Linked DNA regions of Mus musculus: all the other regions are linked to region 3. Evidence: chromatin loops called from intact Hi-C (ENCODE). Cell type or tissue: heart. All regions are shown on one strand. Region 1 overlaps Dgki (diacylglycerol kinase, iota). Region 2 overlaps Creb3l2 (cAMP responsive element binding protein 3-like 2). Region 3 overlaps Gm33318 (predicted gene, 33318).

The links. Hi-C counts contacts between places; a loop is a spot of excess contacts. Peaks named below come from ENCODE experiments on the same cell type or tissue, not always from the same donor. Only the 100,000 strongest peaks of a DNase experiment are listed, where the experiment ranks them.
Region 1: a loop joins it to region 3, with 9 times the contacts of the local background. A loop is called at or near these places in 22 of 42 quality-filtered maps.
Region 2: it touches region 3 in a loop (5-fold over the local background); 9 of 42 quality-filtered maps call a loop at or near these places.

What each region holds. Positions count from the first base shown.
Region 1 is chr6:37,049,584-37,057,583 of GRCm38, forward strand. Dgki (diacylglycerol kinase, iota) reads right to left here. Exons shown (of 34, transcript NM_001081206.2): 10 at 7,779-7,877; 11 at 587-669. Among named protein-coding and RNA genes, the nearest start is that of Gm52857, 150 kb to the left of the region's middle. In heart, a CTCF peak has its summit at 5,000 (motif pointing right); no DNase peak of the experiment used is centred here; H3K27ac peaks cover 580 bases.
Region 2 is chr6:37,367,673-37,375,672 of GRCm38, forward strand. All of the region lies in intron 2 of Creb3l2 (cAMP responsive element binding protein 3-like 2), which reads right to left. Among named protein-coding and RNA genes, the nearest start is that of Gm33275, 46 kb to the right of the region's middle. In heart, a CTCF peak has its summit at 3,851 (motif pointing right); no DNase peak of the experiment used is centred here; H3K27ac peaks cover 3,069 bases.
Region 3 is chr6:37,445,065-37,453,064 of GRCm38, forward strand. It overlaps Gm33318 (predicted gene, 33318), which reads left to right. Exons shown (of 3, transcript NR_166917.1): 2 at 1,001-1,146; 3 at 1,352-2,341. Among named protein-coding and RNA genes, the nearest start is that of Gm33318, 6.6 kb to the left of the region's middle. In heart, a CTCF peak has its summit at 3,097 (motif pointing left); no DNase peak of the experiment used is centred here; H3K27ac peaks cover 444 bases.

The sequences.
Region 1 (8,000 bases), 400 kb before region 3:
GAACAGAAATTGAAATGCCTGCCTCACTGAACTGCAGCATCCGAAGCTATGATTAGTTCATCTCCATATCTCCACCCCCTCTCCCTCCCTTCTGATTCCCTCCCTTCCTCTCTCTCTCCCTCCATCTTTCCCTCTCTCTCTTCTTTCTTCTCCTTTCTCCCATATCCCCAGATACACATTCTGGATGCATTCATACACACATGGTCTCTCCAGAATGAAAGTTTATGCAAACATTTCATGACCCTTTGGGTTATAAACTCACATTTCTGTTTAAGCATGTCTCCAAAATCAGACACGCATAACCAGACCAGACAAGCAAGAAGTCCTTTCTCATTCCCTGGCTTTCTGAGAATGCGCTTCAGTCCTGCATACAGCAGGCACTGATCCAACAATTTGGTGGAAACAAATGCAAAGACAGCATGGGGGGGTGCATCAGGAGGTTTCAAGAAGAGCAAAATGCAGGTAAGAAAGTCAATGAAAGACAAACAGAAAAGACTTCACCAAGACATCAGATAATAAATAGCCTTGACCCCAATTCCAATGGTCCATATTATGGCCATATTACGGAGGATGTTTCCAGACTTACGCATCTTTTGGCCCTTCCTGAGAAAGATCAAAGACTTGCCGTGGATTCAGGTACCACATAAACATCTGTAGGACTTTGGTTCCCTATAAAGGAATAAACAAGCAAATAAACAAAAGGCATTTTTCCCACCTAAATAATGATAATAATAATAAATAAGAACAGACTCATTCTCTCTTAAATCATAATTAAGTGGACTGGAGAGATGGCACAGGGCTTCAGAGTGCATAGCACTCCTGTAGACTGTCCCAAATCCATCCCTAGTGCTTGCAATGGCAGCTCATAACTGCACGTAACTCAAGCTCTGCAAAGACGACCTGATGCCTGTGGCCTTAGTATGTACACACACACACACACACACACACTAAAATCAGGCAAATCCTTTAAATAATATTTGACTACAAACCATAGGGAATGGTAGTAAAAGTCGTAAGCTTTGATTGTATGTATATACACACATATCCCTGGACTGGGTATATGCCCAGGTGAGATGGGTGTCTAACCTGAGTAGTTCCATTAGACTTACTGTGTGTTCTCTTTAATATGGAATGGAGAGAGAGCCCACTTCTGTAAGGCTCGATTGCGTTAATGTGTGGTGTGTGCTTAACAGTATTTATGAGGTTGACATCATTTTGTAATGATGAAAAGTTTATATAGAAAGTGGCCAGGCTATGTCATTTAACATTGGTTTTTACTTTGTCTGAACACAGAAAAACAGGCAATATTCATTCATTGTAGTTTTATTGAAATAACTTTTCTCACTGATGAAGACAAAATGGAAGTATAAATATATTTCATATATAAACATTTTCTGTTTGTCTGGCATGGTGACCCAGGCCCATAATACTAGCATTCAAGATACAGAGACAAACGGCTGTGAATTCAAATAGTTTGGATTATACAGTAACAGCCTGTATCAAGAATAAAATTGTCATATATACAAATAGAAATAAACTTCTACATATAAAAAATATATGCTTTCACTTATACTTTGGCTTCACATAGAAAAATTATTTCAATAAACTCACAGATAGCTAATATTACCCATAAATTCATATCGTATGTGGAAAATAATAATCCAAATAATAAAGTTTAAAAATTAATGTTAAGTGACATAGTCTGGCTCATCAGCTAATACTGTCATATCCTATTTTAGCTCTTTCTGTTGTGCATGCCTGTGCTAGCTTAAGCCAGCCCTTCCTCAGGCACCCAATGTGGTTTTTAAGGAACTGTGGTATTCATAGAGATAATGTGATAGACAAAGGGTAGTTTAGGAAATGCTTCTTAAAGTTTACAGGGTGGGGGGAGCAAATAATATTTTTAAGTTTAGGAGATGCTTCTTAAAGTTTATTGAAGGAAAAAAAAGAAACAGATGACATATTTGAATTAATATCAACAGAGCTTTAAACTTGAGCAAACGGAGTCATTTTTATCAACCACAGCAAGTAATGGCTTGATCATTTGATAAGCTTGTCAAGTACAATACTGTTCCTTTAGCAGAGCAATGATCGGTTCAAAAACCATTCCTGTTTGCCTAACTGGTCTGCGTGTGGAAGGGCTGTCCCAGCCAAGAACCCAGGGGTGAGGACAAGGGGCTTGTTCTGTGTGGTGGGGAGCACTTAGCTTCTGGCACAGGTGCAGTATGTAAATGAAAAGGGACTGTCCAGGGAGATTAGGGAATCAACTGACTGATAACAGTTAAGCACCTAGCACAGCATGTGGCCAAGAAGAGACCTTCGTACTTGCTGTTCCGTTCTTCTCTGCTCTTTGTACATCCATTTGTTCAATTACACTGCTGCCTGTGGTCAGATGTGCCTGGTAATTATCTCACTACTGTGAGGGATGCTACAGGAGCCAGTGCAGGTCTTTTGTTCCTCCGATTCCCCCAAAGCTGTAATCTAAAAGTTCCACCTTATCGCATGCCTGCTGCAATGTTAGGAATAACATTTCATTCTTAATTATCAGAACACCTCCTTTGGCCTCACCAAATGAAATACTTTGCTCCTGGTCAATCACAAACATGGATTTAAGGACATTATGCCAGCAACATGAATGGCATTTTCTTTCTTTCCATCCTGAGCCTCGATACCAATTGCATTCGGGATTATTTTGATCACACTGTACATTAAATAGGAAACATAAACATCACTTTAATGACCAACTACTTTATACAACATATCCCACTGGCTGGACAGAAAGTTGCTTTTTCTATCTTAGATTCATTCCTAAAGCAGTCTGAAAGGCTGATGTTAATTACAAATTCCCACCTCTGCTACGTAAGAACACACATCATGATTTCAGCTTCTCCTATTATGCAGACAATGTGAGATAATTAACATCTTTCGAGAAAGGAAAATATAAAGTGCAGAAAGGTTAGTTTGTTCAACCTAAAGTTTCTGTAAAAGGTTTGATCAGCTGCATGGTTTCAGTTTTGCTCGTTTTAAACTTGTGTTCACTGGAACTCCTAATATCTTAATGTATCCTTCCAACAAGGAATGTCAACAAAGCCTGGCAAGTTGTTCCTTCTGTGCCCCCCAAAGAGTTTGTTCTCGGCTCAGTCTATTGGGCCAGCAGCCCTGGACTTGAGCAGAAATAACCTATGCAACAGTGCTTGGTTTCTTCTAAGCAGGAGTAGACTTAACATCCATTAAACAGTGGTGCAGGGTTGGAGAGGGAATAAAGAACTGGCTATGGAAGGATCAAGATGCTGAGTTTTAATCCCCAGCACACACTTAAAAAGACAGGCACACACCTAGAACCTCAACACCGGGGAGGTAGAGACAGCCACACTCCTGGAGCTTGCTGGCCACCCAGTCCAGACAAATTAGTGAGCTCCAAGTTCAGTCAGGGACTCTGCTATCAAAGAAAGACCAAGGAAAGTGACTGAGGAAGCCATCAAATACGTGTTCTCTCTCTCTCTCTCTCTCTCTCTCTCTCTCTCTCTCTCTCTCTCTCTCTCTCTCATACACACACACACACACACACACACACACACACACACACTTCATTTCCATAATATGGTATGAAAAGAATTTGAACAAAATCATTTCTTTAAAGCAACCCAGGTGAGTGGGGCATGCAAGCTAGACGCTCGTAAAGTTAAACACTCACACATTTAAATAAGACCTACCAAACTGCCTCTAACACTGAGATAAGCTACTTTAGTGCTCTCCCAGAGTCAATGAATGAAATGGGGGTTACTGGTCACACAAATGGGATACACTGGAAAGGAGTCATGAAATCTACTCAGTCATTTACACAACTGTCACCAGCAAGCACGTGACAGTTCTCATATGCTGCATGCCAAACATAAGGCCTGCAGCTTTTATACCCATGTCTGGTTTTCTTGAATGGGAGTTGGGGGGTGGGGACAGTGCTCATGAATTCCTGTTCCATTCCCAGGTATAATAACTTACTGACTATTGAACAATGTAGAGATCATGTGATTGGGTACTCTTGACTGGGTACCCTTGGGAGTCTTGCCAGGGCCCTCATTAATTACTTACTAACCCTGGGCTGTCTCTCCAAACCAATCTGACCCTTAGAAGCCTAAATTTGTAGAAAACAATAAAGTTGTATTTAGCTCCAGACTAAAACGTTTTCAGCACTTCAAAATCTAATGCCTGCACTGAGGCAATGCAAGTATTTCAGAGACAGTTTATGGAATTTGTTTCTCAGTCAGAGTCTTTCATCTGTTCCCTACGTCTCTATTGATATACTTGGCCCTGACTTAAGAGGGTGGCTATCTGGGGGACACTGGTTCACAGAGAGTGGCATAAACTCAGCCAACATAAATCTATCCACCAGCAGCTTCCCACTCATGTCAGTACCCAGAGCTCCGGTCTAAGAATGTAGTTTCCTCCACACATCTGCCTTGGAACTCCATACTGGACAGTGTGAGCAGAGAATCCCTTGACTCTCAGGACTGCATAGACCCATTCTAGTGGTTAACATCTGCGCATCTGTGAATTTATATGAGGTAACATGAGAAAGAGTCTCTGGACTCAGTAAACAGCGGAGGTATGTCATAGGAGTGAGATGCGCCCAGCCTTCCCAACTTCCCACACAGAGGAGGGGATTGTGATGGAGAAAACTTTTCATCCTACCTTCCGTCTCCCTCCCACAGGGAGAGAGAGTACTTCAAAGCTGATATTTTAATGCCTGGACCCAATACCTTTCTCCTCAAATATTTCTGGTGGCAACAGTACAACCGGTGTCTAAACCTTTACTGAATACCAGTGTCATGTGTACACGGATGGGGCAGGATAAATAGAAACAACTAGTGTGAAGTTTAAATGGAAGTGTTGTTTAACAGAAACAGCCCTGGAGTATGTTTAGCCCAATATAATCCTTCAAAATATTGAATTTTTTTTTTCAAGTCTAAATGAGGGAACAAGAGACAGTTTTCCTCCTCACCACTAGATGGCGATATCATCTAGTTGTTTACTTCAGACTAATGCAAGTTTAAAAGTGGTTTTGGAGCCTGCTCTTCAGAGAGGAAATGAGTCAGAGGAGTAAGACGAGTGAAATATTGTTAAACTACAAAAATCAGAATATGCCCACCCATCTTAGGAAGCCCTGGTCGGGCAGCTAGATCTATCTCCTAGCAGAGGCATCATCGAGATCTATCTCCTAGCAGATACAGCATCGAGAACATGTGAGGAATGAGAGGTCCTACCTGGATACTCCTGGCCATCAAGACTTACTGAGATGTCCCCTCTGCCTTAACAGGCTTCCAGGAGACTATCTGCACACTAAAATTAGCCATGTCACCTTGCTGTTGCTGTTCATAAACAAAAAGAATTCGAAAACCAAAATACTTAAATACAGTTTCCATGGCACAAACCCAAGTTTTAAGGCATTTTTAAACGGGCTGGACACCTTTATCCAATCACATTTCCTTTTTTTTTTTCTGCATGTTCCCTTCACAGCAGTGTCATCGAAACACGGAACATGCATCGTAGCATCTGCTCTGATGTTTGTATCTCTCACTGTACAATTGTTAGTTTACTATGCTCCATGCTCTCAAAATTCCCCCAGTACTCTGACACCTACACTCAGAGAGAACACAAGCCCAGAGAACATGACCTCTATCATCCCTGAGAGACCGGTGCACCTCAGGGCCTTAGAACACAGTGAGAGGGTGACTGATTTTGAAAGTGGTTTAAAAAGGCACCGGTGAGCCTTGAAGGATGACCAGAAATTTCCCGTGTCAGAGAAAAGAGGGGACTTTCCTCTCAGATTCCCTCTCCGAGTAGTTACACAGAACCCCTCTTCCGGGTCTAATGTGCTCAGTTTGGAAGACAAGACAAATGTCACCTAATTTACCCACCCTCACCCCAGCCCCACTGACTCCTTTCCTGTCCCTAAGAAAAAAGATTTCCTCCAAATTCACTTAGCTTTGATCTGTGAGTCCTCTGTGAACTGAGAAGCAGTCTTTAGATAACGTCTGAAGCCTTCTGTCATTATTAATTCACAGAGACTGGAACAGGAACAGGGCTGTACAGTGGCTTGCAAGCCTCACAAAGGAAAGGAAAACCGAAAAGCACATACAGAGGAGGGGGTAGCGTGATCAATGAACCCACTTCAGGGCTGGGGTGCAGCTCAGCTGGTGGAGTGCTTGCCAGTACACATGAAACCTTGGGTTGTATTAACTGGGCCTAGTGGCACATGATGTAATCCTCAGAAGGGAGAGGGTCATGTGTTCAAGTTATTCTTGACTATCCGGGGAGCTCAAAGCCAGCTTGGGCTACTCAAAAACCATGAGTTATGTAGGGAGAGCCCTGATACAATTTAGTAGATGGTAACTAGCCTGCAGTGCTCAGACTACCAAACCCAGGAAACTGATTGCAAATACTTTGATCATTTTCTGGATTTTCAACTGCATCACCCTTGTTAGGCTACAAGGAGGCCAGTCCTTGAGTGGGTGTGTCAGGGGAAACTGAACATCAACCCTAAGAAACCCTTCACTAGGTTCTTCTCCAGTATTACAGTAGAACCACACCTTAGACGAGGAAGGACATCACCACTCACAGACAGGAAAGTGAAGGGTGCAGAAAATACATTGTTTGTTAGAATAGCGGTTTTCCCTGTTCTCCATAGTACTGAAATTGGTTTTTAACCTTTTGAGTGATCAGGCGTCTTGAAGAAGGAGGAGACCAGAGGTTTCTTTGAAACCATAGGCTCTCCTGCGACAAGTTACCCTGTAACCAGTTCATCCTGAGAAATGACCATGATTTTAGCAATGGTGACGTCATTTGGAAGACTCAGACAAAACCCTAATGACATGACATCTTTCATCATGTAGGCCATCAAAGAAGCTCAGATCTCTACTTGTTAATAGTGAAACTTCAAAGAGTCTTTTCTCAAAGGGTAAAGTGTACACTTAATGGTCAGAAAAAAGATAAGTTCTGCATCCAAATTCCCAAGAAAATAATGGAAAATCAAAGCCCACAGAAGAGCCTTAACAGGAAGCCCCGGGAAGCAGGACGAGAAATGAATCAAAAGATAAAAGACTGTATTACAGAGAAAACCAATGGTGGCCTCACAGAGTGAGGTTGCTGTGGGATGCCACTATCTTCTGTAAGGACATCTTTGTGTTCTTAACTGGGGTTAATGTTAAGGTACCCTGGAGGAGCTGGACAGAGAGCAGATGAGATAATGGAGTCTTTAGAAACCGATTGTTTTCTCTGGCCTTGAGGTACTTGTTTACAATCGCTGTGACAAATGAGCTCTCGTTGTTCCTGTCCCCAGGACAGGGACAAAAGAGTCAGGTTAAACTCTAACAAGAAAAAATAAGGACACGTCGGAAAGATATTCCTAATTATGAAAACTGGGGGGAGAGGGACACAGGGGCCACTGAACCATTCTGTTGTTCTCCTCTCCTTAGTGTGGCCATTATTGAACACAAATAAGGATTTTCCCTTTCCTCTCCAGTGAAATCTATTAACTAAGTGGAACTCTGAAATAATCCTTCTAGAATATCTGTAGAGAAAATGCTAGTCCCAACGTCTTCTGAGTACCTCTGGTCTAGCTGTGCGTGGAAGGAGAGTGAGAGACTGCAGGCGTTGATTCTGGTCCTGGTTCTGGCAGAGCTCAGATGCCTGGGCTCCTGAGATGCTCTTTCACTCAGTCCTGGGGACTGTGCCTTTGACGTATCGAGTACTCAACGTGAAACACATGATAAACCACTCACCTGGTTTCCCCCACTCTTTGGGTTCACAAAGACAAGCAAAGGCTTCATGAGAGGGGAGGAGATGGGCTTGATCACAAAAGGACGGCCTTTGGTTTCCTGCTGGAAGAGGCACAGGCAGCACCATTAGGATAAAGACCCCAGAGAGAACACCGTGCAGCCCCTAAGGTCATGAGTCTTATTCCATAGGGCTGAATCTTCATAGCAGTGTGTACACATCTCCTG
Region 2 (8,000 bases), 77 kb before region 3:
CTGGTGAGATGTATGGGCAGGTGAGAACACTGGCCTTGCAAGCTTGATGGCCGAAGTCCGATTCCTAGAACCTATGTAACTGTGGAAGGAGAGAACCAACTCCCCAAAGTTGTCCTCTGTCTCGCACATGAATGATGAATGAAAATGCATAAATATTTGTAGACTGGTCAATCAGACCCGCCAGATACATCATGGAAAAACCTGGTTTCAGATTAAAGAAGGGCAGTTAATAAGAAGTTTGATGAGACCAGCATTCCCGTGTGGTTGAAATAAGAGAAGACAGCTTGAACCCCAACTCTTGGCTGTTGGCCTATATTCTGTCACCAAGGGAAAGAATATCAAATCAGAGTAAACAAAATGGCAAATGTAACCTGGAAGGTCGGAGGTCAACAAAGGGTAGAATGAGGGAAGGAGTGGCCTCTGCAACTTGCCCAGGGCTTTAGTTTTGCAGATGAGTTTTATTGGCAAAACTCATCTACAGAGCCATTGAGGCTTAGAACTACAAGTATCCTCAGCTATTTGTGTACTTAGCTAAACAGAGACAGGAGAACTAAGTGCTTGAGATACTATAATTTCTAACTTTTATAAATTCTGCAATTTGGACTTTAAATGAAAAAGTGTTCTTCTGGATTGTATCTATGTCCCTTTTAAGTTTTATTCCAAATGAAAGACGCCCTTGCCTAATTTTAATCGTGTGCGTGCTGGGAGATAACGCACCCCCTGTAGCATCAGAATGTATTTGCACAGCTCCCCCTCAAAGGTCAAATTCCAAAGCTGCATCTTCTCAGCAACACCCTTTGGCTATCAGCAAAGATGAGAAGAAGCCACCGTCTCGTGACGACAGGGAGCAAGTCCTGCATACCTGAGCTCAGAATGGAACCACGGTTAACACTGCAGACGCTGAATAGACTGAAATATCAGGTGGCCTTGGAGCACAAAGGCACGGATCTGCTTAAAGCATCCGTAATACAGCCTCGATGATTTCCATACGCACAGCCAGGCAACCACAGTGGGAAAAGATCAAACCTGGACGCAGTCTTGTATTTTATAAACACATGCACACGCATGTGCGGGATCACATGTACACTACACACATACACACAGCACAGGAGTAAGCATTCATTGTTAAGAGAAATCACTTGGTTACAAATATCATCTATGTGACAAAAAGTCCTACCTGTATCCTACCTGTATATAATAGTATGTGATATATTACCCAATATATCATTCAAAGTATCCACATTATCATCCAAATAGCATGTATACATTGAAGAAAGCATCTTAGTTTCTTATGCCTCCTCTAAACCTTCATTTTGTTTGCTCTTTGAACACGTATTAAAGAATTGACAGATCTTACTTTTTCCACATAAAAATCTTCTTGCCTAGAGAGATGGCTTGGTGGTTAAGAACACTATTCTCCCAGAAGACCACAGTTCGGTACCCACATGACAGCCCACAACCATCTGTAACTCCAGTTCCAGGAGGATCCGGGCCTCCACAGGTACCAGATACCCAAGTGGTATGTGCCTGGAGGCACAACACCTAGACTAATAAAAAAGGAACAATAATATCCTTTAACAGTTCCAAGACTGAGTTCTGGAAGGCAGGAGGCTGTGGGACAAGAATTCTGTGGAACATGGTCATAATAGTGAAAATAGGGCCCACTGCGTGGGAGCCGGCGACCTGTCTGCCCATGGTGCCCTGATATGAATAGTAAACTCAGCAGCACCATCAGTGTTTGCTATGGGCTGGGTACTGTTCTAAGTACTTTGGAAATGATAACTTAGTCCTAAGCATAACCACAGAGGTTAATACAACCATTACTCCCATTTGAAAAACAAACAACTACAAGATTAAAAAGACTCACCCAAAAGTGTACAGCTGGGATTCATAGAAAAAGATTCTTCACACCATAGAAATGAGTCCCATATCCCAGGTTCACTGTCACCTGCACACATTGCTTTCCAAGGAAGCAATGGTTCAAAACAGGTCTGGCCTAGATGTATACATTTTAATAAATGTTATTTTTTGAGCCCATATGTACGCATAGAAAAAAGTAAAATTAGATCACTCCTATACTATAGACCGCCAAACAGGTGTTTCTGATATGAAGAAACATTGTTTAAGACCAACCCATAGTCCTTAGTCTTTGGCAGACACCCAGCCTGTACTGGATGGACCTCTGAGACCAACACAATCTCTGTCTCTCTGTGTTCTTTCCATGCCTGGATATATAGAAGCTCTCTCCTTGGCTCCTGTCATCCCTATCACGGGCACTTGGTAAATTATGTACTTAATTATGGAGCAGTCCACAGAAGAACAAGGACAATAATAGCTGATACTTCCTCGGCACTTGTGAAGTGGCAGGCACTGCTCTAAGTGCTCGATAAATGTGAACTCAGAGAATCCCTCCAGCCACGCAGTGGGTAAGTATTATATTTTCATTTTAAAGATCTGGAAGGTCAGACCAAAGACGGATACAGCTCACCCAGGGTCAAGTCATTCATAAATTGGACAGAGCCCAGACTCATAACATGACTTTAGAGAGCCATGATGGACTTGATCCGGGGTCAAGATTGCTTTTTAAACTCACAATTTCTCCTGCAGAGTATGGTATGTAGAGCATGAACCACATACATATCCATGGAACAACACTGATTTGGAAAGACTGATTCGGTACACAGATGTACATGAAACTGTCGCATGCAGTTTGTGTTTCTTCATCAGGGACAGAGAGCTGAATAATCTAAGTGGCTTTGCTCGATAGATGGCTGTCAACTTTGCTGTTTTAGACTATTCTTGATTGCAATGGGGTCCCTATTTGACTGTTTTAAGGGAAGCAATGTTATCATTTTCACCCGTGTTCCCCTGCCTGTCCTACCCCAACACCCAGCCACGGAGAGCCCAGCATGGAAGCAGATGAGGAGAGCGGCACCCTTTTTACCCCCTCTGCGATGACGCACGCTGATGCTCTTGACACCAGCTCACAGGAAATGTGATTACCTTTTTACCTCATCTCGGTGCCTTTTTCTTTTCTGGATTTCACTTCCTGAGAACACGTCAACACCAATATCCCTCTAAAGGCTACAGAGCAGAAACCTAAGTCACCTATGAGTCACCCTTACCCCCCACCACCACACACACACACAACCCTGTGTGAATCCTGCTGCCTATCTCTCTACTCGTTTCAGAAACCACCCTTTCTGTGCCATCTACGTAGCTCAGCTTCCTGGCTCTCCGTGGCCAGCTCTGTCTGTGCCCTCTAAGCCTCAGCGTCCAGCCACGAGTGTCTCCTTTGACTCACCAACCGATGCCTCCCTCATGGCTCCAACCCCGCTTCCCAGCCATCCCATCCCACAGTCCTTTTCCTCCCACAACTTGTCTCATGCACCCCGTGTGACTTCTCAACGGCCACAGCTTACTCCCTGAGGACTTGCCTTCATTTGTAACTGGGAAAGCAGCTTCATAAGTCAGTACTGAGCCCACCCAGTTATCTCCAGCTCCTGTAATCTGAAGAAGCCCCAATGGTCTATAGACCTGGAACAGCAACAGTAAAGACAGACTATTTGTTTAATTTTATACAGACAGATTTTTTTGTTTGTTTGTTTTTTCGAGACAGGGTTTCTCTGTGTAGCCCTGGCTGTCCTAGAACTCACTTTGTAGACCAAGCTGGCCTCGAACTCAGAAATCCGCCTGCCTCTGTCTCCCAAGTGCTGGGATTAAAGGCGTGGGTCACCACGCCCGGCTACAGACAGATTTTTAAATTTATTTTTGTTACTACTTTTAAAATTGTTTGTCTATGTATGTATTAGGGGAGTAGGTATGTAGACATGAATGCAGTACCCATTGAGGCCAGAAGAGGGTGCCTGATCCCACGGAGCTGGAATTTACAAGTGGTTGCGAGACACCTGATACAAATGCTAGGAACCAGACTCTGAACCTCTTCTAGAGCAGTAGGCACCCTTCACCACTGAGCCTTCTCTTCAGAGCCACTCAGTTAGTCTCTTAATCCAGCCTAAATAAATTATCTTGGCACAAATGCATTATACACCACTTCTGTTTAGCTGGCTGATATTTTATAGACTTTCCAACCCTATTTTTACACAACCTCAGAGGATAGAGATATCAAGTTCTCTCTTAATGCTCCAGGCTCGTCACGATCACGTTTCTTCTTTGGAGAAACACTGAAATAAAAGACAAAGTAAACGTCCACCTTGGGGTATGCTTTGGCAGACTCTTCGGCTGTAAGTCACACAACTGAGTGTGGGAATCATGGAGTCAGGTCACAGGAAAGGGCTTCTGGACACACAACGGACAGAAAGTAATTCAAAATCAAACCTGCGCTGTATCAGAGGGGCTTCTGGCAGAGTTCATGCAGGGTTGCACTGAGCAACTTTACTGTGGCTTTGGCTCTGAAGTCACTGCACTTACGGACCGCTACACCATGCGCCACCAGCCATGAAAGCCCAAACCCTCAGGACCACTGTGTGTCACAGGCTGCAGTGTTTACAGTGTCCATACATGTCCTGCTCTACTAGAAATGGAATAGTCTAATTACAGAAATCCAAGGTTTTTAGTATCATTCTAAAATAATATCATTTTGGATATCATTCTTCATCATGTATCAAATTAGTATGTCTTTGGAGTCTACTGTGTTAGAATGCTTGATTTTAAAAATTGCCATTAGAGTTTCTGACTTAAGTTTCATTTTTAAAAAATGTTAGATGATTTTGACTTGGGATTAGGACATTCTTAGCTCTGATGATTCTAAAACCAAACTATTAATCCACTCTGAAAACACACTATACCCTGCAGTATCCACTATTTGTCCAAGATGAATGCTTTATGTAAAAATAAGCGCACCATCTGTTTACCTCTATGTTTGCGTTTGTCTTCAACAAATACTAAAATTACATATATACTAAAGAACTGTTCTAAATCCATTTACGATTTATTATAGTAAATATTTGCTTTGTACACTTATTTTATATACCTATATACCCAAGGGTCACACAGTATTTTCTTGAGTAAAAAGGTTTCATAAGTGGAAAAAGCTTAAAAGGAGCCCAGCCACAGTGTGGATCCCATGCATCTTCCAGTGTGCCTATGCTGCTGTACCCACTGGAAGGCGGTAAAACTAGGTGCAGCCTAGTGGGACCTTTGGAGTCAGTGAGTACATGTCCTTCAAAGATTATGGGACTCAGTCTCATCTCCTTTCTCTTTTGTCTTTCTGAGCCCAAGGTGAGCGGCTTTGCTCTACCATGAACTTCCGCTGTGAAGGGTCGCTTCACCATGGCCACCGACGACACCCTGGAGGAGCCTCCAAAGCTGTCAGACAAAAGTTCTCTCCTTAGGAGTTGATTACACCAAGAATCTACCATCATAACGGAAAATTGAGTAATATACCCAACATCCCAATTTGATTTCAATGGAGCATGAGCCCCCAATAGGCAGCCATGGTGCTGACTTTCCTGGAGTGACCTTCAAGGTTTGCTCTTTCTAACATAAGCCTTTATTCCTCGGGCCATAAGCATAGCCAGGAACATTTTGCTGAGATATTTCTTTCAGCCTCTTCATTTCTCTCCTTTTTCCCCCATTTTACTTTGTTGGTTGAACAAGCAGCACCCTCGGCCTCTTGTCACCAGCCTGTACCTTGAGAAGAGGTGACCGAATGGGGTGGAGACTGACTCCAGTGGCCAGGAAAGGCAGCCACGTTCCTGGCCTTGGCCACTGCTATGGCCTGAGCCCATGAAGCTCTGTGGCTCCAGCGTTTCTGAGACATTTCCAGTTAGTCAGCGTTCAAGTGGATGAGCCCTGTGATGAATTAGACCAGGGCTTCTTAACTTTTCATCTTTAGGTACAGAACTTTTTGTGAAACCAGAAAATTTATCAAAGCCCACAGTACGGTTCACTGGGTAAGGACACTTGTAGCTAAGCTCAACAGACCTGGGTTTGAGCCCTAAAACCCACATAGTGTAAGGAGAAAACCAACTTCCACCTCAGCATTTGTGGAACATGTACATGTGCATACCCTTACATGGACAAACACACACACACACACACACACACACACACACACACACACACACGGACATGGGCGTGCACAAAATAAATACATAAACAAACAAATTAACTAAAGAAAGTTATAACACCTCTTACCAGAAAGGTTAACAACTGTAGATAGTCCCCAAATTTTGTGCACAGGTTTGGGAATCCAGAGTCCACTTGACAAGATACAAACACCCATTTGCTTTGTATGATTGCCCTGAGACTCGGGGGGGGGGGGGTGTAGCAGGGGGGGGGGTGTAAGGGGAAGTGAAGGGGAACAGGGAGGGCAGAGAGAAGGATTATGGGAGGAGAAAGGAAGAGAAAGGAGGAGCGGGTAGATAGAAGGCTTATGACATGTAGAAGAGAGGGAGATAAACAAAAAGGAGACTGTCTTCTAAACCAAGTCTCTACTTAGCTGTGTGTGTGAGTGCTGCTTTCAAGCTTAGAAGAAATTACAGAACTGTTTACTCTAAGTATTACTGGACATGGAGAGATGAATTACCTGCTTTCCCAAGAATAGTGAAAAGCTCACTGTCCACCAGTAGAGGTGCGGGCTCCTAGTACTACTTCAGCTATTGCTTATTAAGAGGTAAGGAATATTGGATTTGGTGCAAATAGCTATTCTTAAGCACTACATGCCTGCATGTTACCTCAAGAGGAGTCGTACTTTATCAGGGTGGCTATCTGCTCTGAATGCTTGGACCTGGAGGGACTGGCTCTTCCTTTGGAAGAATATATATATATATTAGTCATGGTTCGAGTGAATAAAATAATACTGCTACCACACACTTGCTCATTCTCAAAGCTCAGAAACCTAATTGAAGCTAAGACCCAGGTGAGGCTGCGCAGGATAAGCTACCCTTGCCTCCATTCTCCCACGCTTCGATGTCAAACATCTCAAACAGTTCCTATCCCACAGTCATCATCTCCTAGTTACATACATGAAAGAAAACCACCACAACTTCCAAGAAGATGGACTGTGGACCGAATGCTCTTTGCAATATCCATCAGAACCCCATCTGCTTCTTTTCAGAAAATTAGGGGCATAGCCTGTCACGACATGAGCTACAAATAGAACTAGGTGCCATTTGTGGGAACCCAACAGCGTATTCTTTGGTCTTTGGATAGGGAAGCCCTCCTCCACAGGATCTGCTGCCCGTTCTTCCCATGCTGAGGGTTAGCTTGTGCGCACTTATGATCCCTGTAGGTTGCATGTAAGTTAAAGAGACCACAAATGGGAGCCCAGTGGTTTCACAGAAGGAGGGTTGTTGTCTCGTAATCTCTGTGTCTCTTTGTGGTGCCTTGAAAGTCTGTAGGGCGGAATGTGCCTCCTACTTTTAACTCCCCACCCACCCACTCTAATTTTATTTGGTTCTTTTGCTGTCTGGGAGTCCTCCAAAGGGCTGGCTTCTCCATGACTCATTCCCAAACTACCAACACCCCATAATGAAACCCCAAACTACCAAGACAGTTGAAATGTCCATGGTGAATTCACAGTCCTTCTTTTTTACAAGAATTAATGACTAGACAGATGACTTAAATACATAGATGCACTAAAGAAGTCTAGTCCCCCACAAGACAGTCTCCAAAGTAAGCGAAATAGTCAGCTGGGAGAGGAAGTCCAAAGACAGAGGAAAGAAAGTCATCAAGGGAATTGACACGCTGGAAATGAACCAAGCAGAAGTTCTGTAATTGAAAGAATCAATCAGTCAATTAAAACTACAACAATAAGTGTCGGCCCAAGAAAAGACCACAGGGAGGAATAAATTTCAGCATCGGAGGACGAAGTCGAGACAACAATAAACCCAGCCGTAGACACAGGAAGACAACTCATGAATGGAAGCGGAAGGAACCCGGACCCTTTGGAAATCTGTCCTGTGAACAATCTTTCCACCGGGGATCTTGTTTTCAAAGCCCCCCACCCCAGTCCTGGCTCTCTGCTCTCCATCTGT
Region 3 (8,000 bases):
TGTAGCTGTCTTTAGACACATCAGAAGAGGGCATCGGATCTCATTACACATGGTTCTGAGCCACCATGTCACTGCTGGGAATTGGACTCAGGACCTTTGGAAGAGTAGTAAGTGCTCTTAACCGCTGAGCCATCTCTACAGCCCATGAATTTCCCTTTTTCATCTCCAAGATTTTTAGTTTCTCCAAAAGAGCTGGTTAAATATCTGGAAAACCCCAGAGAGCATTTTGTGCACATATATCTGGGTATAAAACTCCCCCATTGAAGTAAATTTGGTCTATCGGTCACCTGTTTCTGGACTCATATTTACAGAGAAAAGAAAAATCATGTTCAGTCTGAGCATGAAAATGTGGAAACCACCAGGGGGAAGATACATTCCAGCATGGTGTTTCTCAAGCATTCCCTGGGTTATAGCTGACCTCTGGTCTGAAGACTCAACAAAAGAGACTGAAATTAATGATAGTTAGAAAGATACTGATTCTTCTCCCTTCTTCTACACCTGTGATTGTTTTTAGAGCATGGTGTATTTACTTATTATGCATGTATCTGGGGTGAGAGGGCTTGGATGTGCCACAAGGAGGATGGAGAGGTCAGAGGGCAAGGTGCATCCTGGGAATTCAACTCAATTTCTCAGGCTTGGTGGCCAGTACTGTTACCCACCCCAGCTTTCTGTCATCTTTTGAGAATCTCCTTTCTGTGTTAGCACTGTTCTTTGGAAGGGGAGTAAATTCTGACTCGCTTCATCTTGCCCGCTTTTCATTCTTCCTGCTTTAACACTCATGGGATTTTTGTTTGTTTATTTGTTTGTTTTTGTCTCATTGATAGCGTCCTGCTAAGTTGCCCATGCATACACCACCATACCCAGCATCTGATACCTGCCAATGGGACTTATTTCCCAGTCTTGAGGAATTATATCATTGAGGAATTATTACAATTATGATAATGTGATCAGAAACGAGCTCCTCCTCCACTTTTTAGTTTTTTCACTTTTGTACACACAGAGCATGATGTCTGGGAGAAACTGCAGCCTTTCCCTAAGAAGTCTGAGACACAAGTGTAACCCACATGCGAATGGAAGGCGCTGAGAAGGAAAGGGCTGAGAACGGAAGGGGCGCATGATCACTGAGGACTCAGCTGTCACGTAGAGGTGAGCATGAGCCCCATTTTAAAGGCTGTGGTGGTTTTATTAAAGAACTCAACACTGTTTTCGGGGGTAATAAAATGAGCTTAAAGGAATAGGGGGAAAGGGAAGTGTTTAACTTGGAACTCATGTGGTAAAGTTGGCGGGGACCAGGTAGGTAGGGGTAAGAACATGTGCCATTAAAGTGATGAGTTGGAGTCTCTCCCTGCAGTTCTTCAGGAAGGGATATGGAAAACTACTGCTGACCTCTAAAGTACTCCCTGTGAAGAAGGGCCAAAGTCATGCACACCTAGGCCTCAGTGGATATTGGCGGTGGAGAGGAAACAGCAGAGGACTCTTGGGTGCAGCCTCACTGCCTGCAGCAGAGAAGAAAGTCCCTCTCTCCCAGTTTCTGAGCATTGGACTATGAAAATCGAATGGAGATCTGTGCAGAGACTTCCGCCAGCCTTGACAAGCGTATATGGAGAGACCAGGACACGCCAGCCTTGACAAGCGTATATGGAGAGGCCAGGACAACAGAGACAGACTGAGAGGAGAGAGCTGCAAGCGTCCACATTGTCATGTCTCCTGTGTTATCCTAACCACTAACCTTGAGATGGCACCTTGGGCATCACAGCATAAAATGCCACTCACAGGAATTCACCTGTGACATAGAGCCCACTAATGCACTGTGGCACCTCCAAAACTCCAAGCAAACTGGCTAATTGTTTTTACAACTTTTAATTTTGTTATTTTGGAGACAGGCTTTCACATAGCCCAGGCTGGCCTTGAACTCACTATGTAGCCAGTATGTCCTTAAACTCCTGGCCCTCCTGTTGCCACTTCCTAAATGCTAGAGTTATAGGCACATAGGACCATGAAATTTTAGAGATGGTGATGTCCACTATAATCCCAACATTCAGGAGGCTAAAACTAGCCTGGGCTACACAGCAAATTCCAGGCTAGGCTGGGCTACATAATATTTTTTCTTGAAAAACAATGTTTTTTTTAATCAAACTCCTACATATATTCTAAATCTTAAGGTGGGCTAAGAATATAAATGCCAAACAAAGCAAAACCATACGGGGAAACTAAATAAGAAATACTCATAATTTTGATGTGGCTGGGGCGTGGGCATGATTGAGAACATGGGAAACAAATAGCTTAGGCTAAATTTACATGTATGCGTACATTAAATGAAATTAAATGAAAGAGGAAATGAGGACTGTATTGCTTACTTTTTTTTGGACAGGGTTTCTCTGTGTAGCCCTGGCTATCCTGGAACTCACTTTGTAGACCAGGCTGGCCTCAAACTCAGAAATCCGCCTGCCTCTGCCTCCCAAGTGCTGGGATTAAAGGCGTGCGCCACCACCGCCCGGCGGTTACTTTTCTATTGCTGTGACAGAACACCATAGCCAAGGCTGTTTAGAAGATAGGGGTTATTTGGCTTACAGCTAGAGAGCAAGAGCGAGAACGAGAGACTCTGTCATGGTGGAGAGGTGTGGCAAGGGACAGGTAGCGATAGCTAATGTGGTGGTGGGAACAGCTGAGAGCTCACATCTTGAACCATAGGCAAGGAAGCAGAGAGATCGAACCAAGAATGACAAAGAACTTCAAAATGTCAAGCCACCCCCCAGTGATACGGTTCTCCAGCAAAACCACACCCTCTAGACCTACTCAAGCAGAGTCTCCAGTTGGGGACCAAGTATTGAAAGGCCAGAGACTGTAATAGGCATCTCATTCAAACTGCCATAAGAAAGGAGAGATGAGGAAAGGGGGGTGAGGAGGTAGAGGGTAGACATGCTCAACTATATAGTTGTAAGAAAAATAATTAATTTAAAGAAGAGGCCACTGTTCAGAGTGTCACAAGGGACAAAGGCTCCTTGAAGGAAGCAGGAAAGCACAATCCATGCTAAGCAAACGTCAGAGAAGGCCCTGATTTTAGTCATCGCTACAACGCTGCCACCCTGTGGCTGAAAATGAACAATGCAGCTAGTTAACCAGAAAGGTCTCTTGGAATCCAAGTCTCACCTTTATTACAACCACTAACACCCAGGTGAACGTGCAGAACCATCCCTCAAAGAACGTCCTTGTGATATTATCCATCCCGTACTACCCTGGAGGCCATGGCTATTCTGGTATCCATGGGCTTGACTCGCCAGTTTTTCTTTATTTTTAACGTAACATGAATGGAATTCCTATTGATTATTCTGATGTATCTATGTGACATGTATGGTTGATTCTCATTATTCACAGCAACTGTGGCCTTTAAAGTCACAACAAACACAGAAAGAAACAGTGTTGAACCATTGCTCCTGGGATAAAGTCAGGCTTGTTCCTGTATCTGATGACAACAGTCTCATCACCTGATCAGTTGGCATTAAAAACAAAACAAAACAAAACCAGTATGTGTGTACGTGTATCTCTGTGAGTGTGTGTGTGTGTGTAAGCTTATTGATACATATAAACCAACAAAGCCATAATTGGGGTGTTCTCGTAATTTAATAATTTTCATATTATAGCCTTCTTGCAGTGGGTAAATCAGTGTCTTGCTTCTGTTAGATAAAAGCTTTACAGTTTTACCTATCACATTTTTGTCTATGTCCACGTCAAATTCCATTTTCTGCATAATATGCATTGAGTTAGAAATGATTATTTTGGCACAGCTATCCAATTGCTCTAGCGCTCGAAGACCCTCCCTCCATGAAGTGATGGCCGCTGACCTGTCAGCTTGATTGACACTGATGTGTTGAGTTGGCGAAGTCTCATGATCACAAATTTGCTCCTCGTGTCTGAGAAAAAAAAGTATTTTAAGAAGAAATTAATATTTAAGTCAGTGCACTGGGACTAGAGTGTATTAAGCTGCCCAGTGTACATGTACCTCATATAATCAATCAAAGGCCTCAAGGTCGCTCAGTATAATGGGAGTCTGCGAGTGTCCTCAGACACCAGCCACAGCATCAGCTCCTCTCCATGTCTCTAACCTGCCGGCCACCAAAGAGCTCCACTCAACTCTCTCTTCTTCCAGCTCTGTCTTATCCACTCGTTCATCTGTTCTTATACCCTAAGTATATTATTTTATACCTGAAATCTTAATTATTGTTTCACAGTTTGCCTTGGAACATGGTCACGTACAACTCCGTTCTTCTTTTCCAAGACCGTTCAGATTGTCCAGGTCTTGTAAACTTCCACATGAACTGTACCATCATCCACATGTCTAAAATTATGATGAAAATCTCTTTGAACTTCTAAGTCAACTTAGGGGTAGTTGTCATCTTAAAGATGTGGAGTCTTCCAAGTTTTAATGGGCAAGTGACTACTATCTGTTGAATCTGCTCAGCAACGTTTTGTAGTTTTCAGGACAGACGCTTTAAGTATCCCAACTTACGTCTAAAATTGATCCCTAATGCTTGTCCTGGTTAGGACAGGGTACCTTTCTCAATTTCTCTTTCTGATCTGTTAGCATCAGTAGAAATACAGAGAAGTTTGGTGTGCTCACTCTGTCTACCCACAGCCTTGCCAATTCACACATCCCTTCATGATTCTTTTAGGCTCTCCACGTGTCTAGCCCCTTGTGCGTGAGAGCAGACTGCATGGATTCTGTCTCTCACACCCTCTCACCATTGCTGTGACTTGAACTTTCTGTCTCCCTAAATTCACATCTTGACATTCTAAGTCCAGTGCGATGGTGTTTGAAGTCTCGGACCTTCAAAGGTAATGAGGGCAGGGAAGCTGTCCTCACCGTGGGGATAGTGCCCCACAAAAGCACAAAGGCAGTAGAGAGCCTACTGACTCTCCTGCACCATCTTCAGGGAACACCAGAAGAAGCTGTCTGCAACTAGGATGAGGACCCTTAGCAGGCATGAGATACGGAGATCTTAGCCTTGCTGTTTACAAAGCCATAAGAAAAGGCAGGCTGTTTGAGCTACCCAGTCCATGGCATCCTTCAGTAAGAGCCAAAAAGACAACTTAAACTTTCCCTTGTCCTAATGCACTGACCTGACCTCTGTCTTTACAACATTACCAGCATGGTAAGAATAAACATTCTTCTCTTTCCAGTCTTGGTTGAACTATGCTCAATATTTGCTCTAAAAGTTGGCCTTCCTTGTTGGTTTTATTTCTCTGCATTGTTTATCTGCATTGGTCCCTTCTGCAGTTGGTGTCGTCATGCAGCTCAGATCTCCCCAACCCCACACCCAGGCTGCTGTGGCAGCTAACGTTAACTCTTGGTTGAGCCTCTTCCAGGATTTGAGCTTGACCAAAGTCTTTTCATAAGTCCATACCTCTGCTTAAGGGACAACCCTCATCCAGTGAATAGAGAGATTAGAGACCCAGTTCTTGTCACTTGACTTGGGACACTTCTGGACAGGTAGCAAACCCCTGTGGGATCAGCAGAGGCTTTTGTTGAGATTACATAATACATCAGTTTCTTGTTCTGCTGAACACTCCATCCATCTACATTCTGCTACAGGGGATTTTCTTGCAAGCCTTCCCCAATAACCTTTCTCAGGCCAGCAAAGAAAGGCACTGAGGTCTAAGACAGCAATCTTTTAAACAGGACTCAGGAGTCAGATCACCTGAGTAGGATTCTAGTTGGAGACATGTCCTTCTGACTCTGCAGGTTCAACCAATTTCCAGCTCATTTGTGGGCTCTGCCTCCCTGGTTTTAAGCATTTTACACCTTGAATTGTGCCCGGCTCCTGTATTTCCAGCATTGAGGAGACTGAGGCTGGAGTTTCAAGAGTTGAGGCCAGCCTGGAGTTATAGAGATCCTGTCAAACAGAGTGAAGAAGAGAGAAGGGAGAGAGGAGAGAGGAAAGGGGCAAGGAAGGACTCGGAACATAGTGAGTCTGTTTTGACTCATAGATTTTTTTTTTCTTACTAATCCCCAAACGATAAAATGACTATTCACACAGCATTTACATTATATTTTGTATTATACATAACTTAGAGGTAATTTAAGGAAGTCAGGAAAGTTACAAAGGTTATCTGTGAATATGTTTTCTTCTAAGGAACTTGGGCATCCTGAGATGTTAGTGTTTGGGGGGTTTCTAGAGCAACCTCAGAGGGCAGACTTTACACACATGTAAATCTGTGGAGGAGTCATCGTTTAATGCAAGTTTTCATTATGAAAAGGTGGTTAATGTGTTCAAATGCTTTTTTCTCCTTCTCTGGCGAGTTGTGTAAACAAATTCTTACTTTGTTGGGATTGTCCTTGTATGCACTGGCTTTGTGGAAGAATAATGGAAATACAATAGACTGAGAATCCTTGAACTCTAAGTTAAATATCTTTTATGAATATTGGGTCCTATGCAACTATCAAAACAAAACAACGAAACAAACATTTCCTTAACTCTTAAATTTTCCTAGTTCCTGTGATGTCCTCTGTGACCCTCCCTGGGGCTGTTGGTCACCAGTGGGACGCGAGCAGAGTTCTGATGTTGTGAGTACTGACCAATGGATACACTTCCAGGATCAGCTTCAGTGAGGCAGCTCAACTTGATTGAGAGTGAACAGAGGCTATATAGATCTTGGGGGGCCAGTAGGAATTCCCAGCGTGAATACACAGTACTGCTAGGGTGGGAATGCTTCATTTACATGAAGAGGAATTCCAAGAACCTGCCTGGCAGGTTCTTATAGGGAGAGAGGAAGTTCAGCCTGCAATCTGGCCATAGGCTACATGACTTTCCTCGGAGGTTTTTAGGGGTTACAGGTAGGAAGGGTTGTTGATTGGTCGAAACACAGGACCTAATTATCATAAGATAAGAAGGGTTGGGCTGAGTGGGACTTACTGGCTGAATCATGTGGCACTTGCAGGAAGCTCTGTGCGGGGTCATCCTCTAGATAAGATCAGGTACCTGTGTTTAGAAATATGCTCCAGATAAGATCGGGCAGAGAAGAGGAAGTCCCGCAGAGAACTGGAGTCCTCCACGTTGTAGTAAACTCTGAGAGCTTCTCCAGACATGCAGACTGTGACCCTAATAGCAGAGTCTCCCAACAGTCCTCCATTTTCCTTCATTCTGTACATGGCTCTGATACCTGACTCTTGCCAATAGACAGGTCATCCAGACCAAAAAATATTAAAAAAAGCTAACAGACATTATAAACCAAATCAACCTCACAGATATTTATAGAAGGTTTTATCCAAACAAAAAAGAATGTACCTTCTCGGCATCTCACTGAACTTTCTCCAACATGGACCACATAGTCGGACTCAAAGCAAGTCTCAATAAATAAAAGGAAATTGAAATAACATGCTGCATACTATCTCACCACTGTGGATTAAAGCTGGCATCAACAACAGAAACAGCAGAAAGCTTACAAATTCATGGAAACTGAACAACCCACTACTAAATAAAAAATTAAAGACTTTAAAGAATTGAGTGAAAGTGAAAATACAACACACTCAGACTTTTGGGACACATGAAGGTGGTTTTAACAGATAGGTTCATAGCATTACGTGCCTACATTAAAAAACTGGAGCGATCTTGTAACTTAACAGCACACCTGAAGGATCTAGAACACAAAGAAGAAATAATACTCAAAAGGAGCAGGTGACACGAAATAACTGAAAGAGGAGGAGGGTCTAGAATGGGAGGATCAAATGGCAAGAGGGAGGGAAGAACATATAGAGGGAAAGAAAGCTAAAAAACAAGGTCTGTTTGAGGGGTCATATGGAAACCTGATACAGTGGGAACTCCCTCAAATACATACATATATGAAGGTGATCTAAATGAAACTGACCAAGAACAGAGCCCCTACTGAATACCTCTTATCACCAAACGAAGCTTCCAGTATCAGGAATGGGTTACAACTTATAGAGTAGTTGGCGAAAGGGGTCCTATGGGGATCCCCAAACAGCCCAGACTATTGGCAAGCCC